Linked DNA regions of Homo sapiens: region 2 is linked to region 1. Evidence: chromatin contacts called from ENCODE Hi-C or POLR2A ChIA-PET data. All regions are on one chromosome and are shown on one strand. The core of a region is the stretch at or near the end of the contact, and the rest is flanking DNA. Distances in the headings are between cores, read along the strand shown. Region 1 holds the start of CDC34 (cell division cycle 34, ubiquitin conjugating enzyme). Region 2 has its middle 24 kb from the start of PLPP2.

Region 1 (3,482 bases), core at 512-3,011:
ACCTCGAGACCCAAACTCTGTTCCCTGTGTGGGGACGCAGGATTCCAGATGCAGAACCCACGGGCGTCCCACTCTCTGCTCAGGAATCGCCCCCAGCAGACCAGGCTGCTGCCCTCACAGCCGCTGAGCGGGTGCGGTTCAGACACTAATTAGCTCGGAGAGCAGACACATATCGTGCGGGAGGCATCGGTCCCTCGGCCCCACGCCCGCAGCTGGCCGGGGCAGAGCGGGCCGGGCCCTGCAGTGTCGTGTCGTGTCCAGGCTCTTGGCAGGAAGTGACGGTGGGAGGGGGAGATTCCTGGACAGGGTGCTCGTTCCCCACCGCTCACACAGGGCCCCTCGCTTTGTCCCTCTGGCCCCAAGAACGAGGTCCCTGAACGCTAAAAGAAGTCAAAGGTCACGTCTGGATCGTGAGATCAAGAAAACTGCCCTGGTTTTGGCCTGAGTCCTTTTCACATGAGACAGAAACAGCCTCCCCGCTCCCAACAACAACAAAAACATCCAGAAACTGCTTGGAATTAAACCGCCAGAGGGCAGAAGAAACGGCCCAGAACTCGGGGTTTGGGTCCCAAGAAGCCACCTGTTCAGTGGACTCTGAGAAAGGCCAAGACCAGCTGGGATGAGCGAGCCCGGAGCTTCTGAGGTCGGGGTCCGGGACGCGGGCCCGAGCCGGGAGGCCTGGAGAGAGCTGCAGGGAGCAGGTGGGAGGCACGCCCCTACTTCGGCCTTCCCGAGGGCGCAGGTTACATAAAGCAGGGGATGGAGCCCAGGGCGCCTGGCCGGCTGCTACTGGCAAGGGTGGCCGCTTTCCAGGCGGGTCCTGGCTGCCAAGGCTCATCCGGGCCTTTGTTGGAGACTGAGCGAGTGGCCGCGCCAGCCACCCCCAGGCTGGCCTCGCTCCCCCGCTCACGGGCCCAGCTCCCCAACAATAGCAGCTACGGGGTCTGGGGGGGCCTCTTTGTCTCCTCCGGGGAGGGCGGGGAGGGCAGCTGAAAGGCCGGCGCGGCCTGGGCTCCGCTCCCTCTTTCTCGCAGGGGCGGAGGGGGAGGCAGCCGGGGTCCAGCCCCCGCCAAGGAGGAGGTGGGCAAGAGCCCCACGCCCAGATGCTACAGGGAGGGCCCCCGGCCACCCCTCCGGGGGCCAAGAGCCTAACAGGGGACCGGACGATGCCTTGAAGGGAACTGGGGATTTTCGAGGACTGCAGCAGAGGCTGAAGGTCCCCGAGACGGTCCGAGGAGGGGGCCGGGCAGAGCTGGGTGGGGGAACGTGGCCATAGAAGGGAAACGAGCCCAAGCCAGGAGGCTTCGGGGCCCGCCCAGCAACAGCGCTAGGACCGCGGGGCAGGGAGCTGGTTCCCGGCGCCCGAGGTCGCTCGTGGGCTCCGGGACCCGGGCGGGGGTCGCCGCGCTCACCTTGAAGTAGCCGCCCTCGTAGTAGGTGTTGGGGGGCCCGAAGATGGCCACCTCCCAGTTGTATAGATCGCCCTCGTCCACCAGTGTCACGCGGAATCCCTCGACCGGCTCTTCCTGCAGCCCCTTGAGCTCCAGCAGCAGCGCCTTCTGCGAGCTGGGCACTAGCGGCCGAGCCATGGCGGCGGCGGAGGGGCCCGGGGTCGGAGCAGCGCGGGGCCGCGCGACCACCGCGAGTTCGCGAGACGGGCCGGGCCGCGCACCGTCCGGGGGGGAGCCACCGGGGCCGCCGCCTGCCTCCTCCTCTGCGCCGCCGCCGCCGCCCGGGGACCCCGAGCGCTCCAGCAGCTCTGGCGCCGCCGCCCCACCGGCGCTTGCCTTGGCCGGGCCCGCGCGCCCCGCCCCCCGCTGCGCCTGCGCGCACCGCCTGGCCCCGACTGCGCCTGCGCTCCGCGGCCAGGTCCGACTTGCGCCTGCGCGCCCGGCCGCAGGGGACGCCGGGAGGTGGAGTCCCGGCCCCGGTCCCGCCTACGGCGCCGAGCGCCTCCGCCGGGAGGGAGGGTTCGAGCGCGCAGCCCCGGGCTCTTCCGATCCCCGAGGCCGCCGCCGTCGCCCCCTGCTCGACCAGCACCGCGGACGCTGTGCGCAAGGAGGCGGGCAGGGCTGCTCTGCGCCGTCACCGGCCCGGTCCCCCGGCTTTGGGGTTGTTTTGTGACGTGCCGGCGCGGGGCGGGGCCGCGGGCGGTGAACGGGGCGCGGCGCGGGGTCCTGACCGGGACCGGAGGGGCAGGGCCGGTCCATCCGGCGCGACCCCGCGTCCCCGTCTCCGTTTCCCCGTCTGTGCAGGGGACGGGCGCGAAGTCTGTCCTAGGGTCGCGCTGGCCACGCGGAAGGGAGGAAGGGGCGGGAGCGAGGCGGGATCCGCAGACCTGGCTTCCAGGCGCGGCGCTGCCTCGGTTCCCCCGACAGCGGGAGCTCTGAGAAGTGGGCGAGGTCGGGGAGGGCTCTGAGGGGTGGGAGGGGCGAGGGCTTCCCTGGTCCCCGTTGAAGTCACCATGTGGTGTGAGGCGAGTGCAGGCGCTGGAGCCATCAGAGGTTGGCAAGGTGCTCCTGCCCCCCAGAGAAACTGGGAAAGAGGCCTACGCCGGCCAGCATCGGCTCAGCACCTGACCCGGGAGAGGCGCCAGCCCCACGGAGCCCCCACCCCAAGCTGAGCCCGAGCCTGGCTGTGCCCTCCTCCCAGCCTGACCTTTGTCCTACCCGAGTCTTTTTTTTTTTTTTTTTTTTAAATGAGACAGAGTCTCGTTCTGTGGCCCAGGCTGGAGTGCAGTGGCACAATCTCACTGCAACCTCCGCCTCCCGGGTTCAAGCTAGTGTCCGCCTCAGCCTCCCGAGTAGCTGAGATTACAGGTGCCCGCCACCACGTCCGGCTAATTTTGTATTTTAAGTAGAGATGGGGTTTCACCATGTTGGCCAGGCTGGTCTCGAACCCCTGACCTCAAGTGTGTTGTTAGGTTTTGAAAGGAAGGGGAGGATGCAGTTTGGACTAATAAAGGGATCCGTCTGCGTCGGCCTCCCAAATGCTGGGATTATAGGCATGAGCCACCGCGCCCAGCCCACCTGAGTCTTGACCCCAGCTGATTCCGGGCATCACTGTGACCCCACCTGACTTCTGACCTGGCTCAGTGGCTGCCCAGACACCCACATGCTCCTTGCTGTGAAGCTTGGTCGGGAGAACTGGCCGTGGTGAGGACGGGGCAGCCCAGCCTCCCCTGAGTCGTGCCCGTGACGGGTGGCCCTGCCCTCGGACTGTGCCAGTGGCATTGTTGCTATGCCCTGGGTACACACAGCTGCATCAACATACAGGCCGGGCACGGTGGCTCACGCCTGTGATCCCAACACTTTGGGGGGCCGAGGCGGGCGGATCACAATGTCAGGAGATCGAGACCATTGTGGCTAATATGGTGAAACCCCGTCTCTACTAAAAATACAAAAAATTATCTGGGCGTGGTGGCGGGCGCCCGTAGTCCCAGCTACTCGGGAGGCTGAGGCAGGAGAATGGCGTGAGCCCGG
Region 2 (3,177 bases), core at 459-2,958, 260 kb after region 1:
TCGGATGTGTTTCCCAAATATTTTCTTTTTTTTTCTTGAGACAGGGTCTTACTCCATCACCCAGGCTGGAGTGCAGTGGTGCGATCTCAGCTCACTGCAACCTCTGCCTCCTGGGTTCAAGCAATTCTCCTGCCTCAGCCTCCCGAGTAACTGAGATTACAGGCGTGTGCCACCACATCCAGCTAATTTTTTTTGTTTTGTTTTGTATTTTTAGTAGAGACGGGGTTTCACCATGTTGGCCAGGCTAGTCTCGAACTCCTGACCTCAAATGATCCACCCACTTTGGCCTCCCAGAGTGCTGCGATTATGGGTATGAGCCACCTTGCCCGGCTGTTTCCCAAATATTTTCTATCAATCAGTCTGTGAATTGCTTTTTTGTTCTCTTAACCAGAGCAGCCATTTTAAATTTTAATAAAGTCCCCGTTATTGTTTTGTTTTCTTTTGTGGGTTGGCTTTTGGTGTATTGCATCTAGAAACTCATCACCCAAACCAAGGCCATGCAGATATTTTTCTCGGCTTTCTTCTATAACTTTCACAACTTTGCACTTGAAAATTTAAGTCTATGGACTATTTTGAGTGAATTTTTGGATAAAATACAAGGTTTTTGTCTCCATTCATTTCTTTCCCCTATGGTTTGCAATTGTTCTGTTGTCTTTTGTGGAACAGACTTCTCTTTCTCCACTGAGTTGCCTTTGTCCGTTTGACAAAGTCAGTTGGCTTGAGTCTGTTTGGGGGCTCTCTGTTCTGTCCCACTTATCTATGTGTCTAACCGCTTCACCACTGCCACGCTCTCTTCATTACTGTGGCTTTAGGGTGAGTGTTCAGATCCAGATGTGTGAGGTCTTTAACTTTGTTCTCCTTCAGTCTTATTTCATCCATTCTGGGTTTAGGAACAGTTTGTCGATATCTTTGCCTGGAATTTAACTGGGATTTGGCTGAATCTATAGATCGATTTGGAAAGAATTGTCACCTTCACAATAATGAGTGTACTTCTCCTAAATAAGGAACATCTCTGCATTTACTTATACCTCTTTTGGTTTCTCTCAACTGTGATTCATGGTTTTCCGAATGCATGTTTGCACACCTTTTGTTACGCTGATACTTAATGGATTCAGCTTCAGGGGTGCTATTGTAAATGGTATTTTAATATTTCTAGTTCCAATTATTTCCATCCATTATTGGTGATATGAAGAAACTCAACTGACTTTTGCCTACTGGACATCTTTTTTAGTTTTTATTTTATTTATTTTATTTTTTTGAGACGGAGTTTCACTCTTGTTGCCCAGGCCGGAGTGCAATGGTGCAGCTCACCGAAACCTCCGCCTCCTGGGTTCAAGCGATTCTCCTGCCTCAGACTCCCGAGTAGCTGGGATTACAGGCATGCGCCACCACGCCCAGCTAATTTTGTATTTTTAGTAGAGACAGGGTTTCTCCACGTTGGTCAGGCTGGTCTCAAACTCTCGACCTCGGGTGATCCGCCCGCCTCGGCCTCCCAAAGTGCTGGGTTTACACGCGTGAGCTACCGCGCCCGGGCCATCTTTTTTAGTTTTTAAAATCTCCATCCGTTCCGATCAAGGCACGGGATGGTGGCCTCGATTTCAGTTGACATTTCCGAAATCACGGCCTGCAGTCATCCGAACGCTGATTTTCAGAGACTCCCCAGGACTGCCGCGAGGGGGCGCCCGGCTCCCGCCCAACCTGGAGCACGCGCGGGAACCGCGGCGGATCCGCACTCGTCGCCCCGGGGCGTCGACCGGGAAGACGGAGCCACGGTCTCTTCAGGACCCGCCCGGGAGCGGCCGCGGTTCGGGACACCCGGTCACCAGGTGAGAGGAGGAGGAAAAGGCGTCCTGTCCGCGGCCGCGAGTGCTGAGGAGGGAGCGCTGCCGTGGGCCTTACTTCCCTGTCACGGTCTACGCGGCGTGTTGTAAAACGGTGTCCCTTCAGCGGGGCGGGAACTGCGCGTCCTGACAGCGCAGCGCAGCGCAGCGCAGCGCAGCGTGGCCTCCGGATCTGCGCTGGTTCCTGGGGAGAGATCCTGGCGCCGAGAAAGGAGCAACGCGAGCGGCGCCATCGGGACGGCGCGGGTGATGGCTGGGGACCGGCCGGCGCTGCGGAGTCGCCAGCGCTTTCATTCGTGTTGTAATAGCTCATTTGTCTCACAGCACTGAAGTAGTTGAATCAGTATGGAAATATTTAGCAATAGGCATATTCTAACTAGAAACGTAAAGTTTAAATGCATTGTTTATACCTCCCCACACGAAATAACATGTACCAAATCCTAATACAGACGTATGTGCAGATTTAGTTTGAGCATTTGGGGAGGGGATATGATGGCTGCGACCCTTTCCTACACCTGCCAGAGCTGTTCACTGTTACATCCCTGTCCAGGACGTTCTTATGCCAGCATTGTATGTTTCCAACCTAATAATTCCCTAAGCTGGACTGTCTCCATTATTCTTTCAACAAAGGCAAAACAGCTTTTTCCATTGTTCTGACAGTATATTTAACGTGAGCATACTTTATGAGATGATACATTTGTTCATGATGGGCTACTCCTGTTATACAATCAAATATATTTTGATTCTGACACTCTCAATTGTAGTTCAAGTCCAGCGTATTTTCCGAGGAGCATTAATCATTCATTGTATATTTTATTACATAAATAAGGCATGGGTCGTCTTTTATCATTAACTTCATGACTAGCTATATTGACATTATAATTACTTACAAGTTCAACTAAATTTGGAAACATTTCAGAGTTTGGGCTTCCAATAATTATTTGTGATTCTCTAACAGGTAAATTATTTTTTCCCATAAATCCTAGCAACATCTAAAATCACTCAGAATATCCTGCCATTTTTGTTTCTCTAGTTTCATCACATTCTGCAAAGTATCATTGAGGAAATTGACTTTGAATATTCTTAAACTCTTCTGTTTTAGAAAATATCACAATGAAACATTAAATTATCATGGTTACAAATTCTATTCACTTTCTATCTTTGAATACTTTTCCCCCAGTGGCCAATATTGCATTCTGTTGTATTATTGCTAAAAAGCATGCATGGAAAACAAAGACAGGGATATTTTAGAGAAAGTGATCCAGTCACGATGAATCGATTTGCCATTGAAACATTTTTTTTTTTAAATCTTGGATACTAAGGAACTTTTTTAAAC

Evidence for each region. A loop is a pair of places that touch in the nucleus more often than their neighbours do. ChIA-PET counts read pairs that join two places held with the same protein, here RNA polymerase II (POLR2A). Pooled maps may share reads with other maps.
Region 2: a pooled map shows a loop between it and region 1 (2.8-fold over the local background). The contact joins the enhancer-like site here to the promoter of CDC34 in region 1. A Hi-C loop is called at or near these places in 2 of 50 pooled maps. POLR2A ChIA-PET finds 5 or more read pairs at or near these places in 3 of 52 experiments (IMR-90, WTC11 and activated T-cell).

What each region holds. Positions count from the first base shown.
Region 1 is chr19:530,039-533,520 of GRCh38, reverse strand. CDC34 (cell division cycle 34, ubiquitin conjugating enzyme) reads right to left here and starts at 1,761. Exons shown (of 5, transcript NM_004359.2): 1 at 1,413-1,761. The coding sequence starts at 1,589. RefSeq lists enhancers at 387-546, 617-666, 1,064-1,720 and silencers at 927-1,096, 1,517-2,256.
Region 2 is chr19:266,047-269,223 of GRCh38, reverse strand. No RefSeq gene overlaps it. Among named protein-coding and RNA genes, the nearest start is that of PLPP2, 24 kb to the left of the region's middle. RefSeq lists a silencer at 1,621-1,700 and an enhancer at 1,861-1,990. Within about 2 kb of position 1,708, at least 12 of the 41 ENCODE cell types and tissues checked have a DNase peak (open chromatin) inside an H3K27ac peak, as active enhancers do.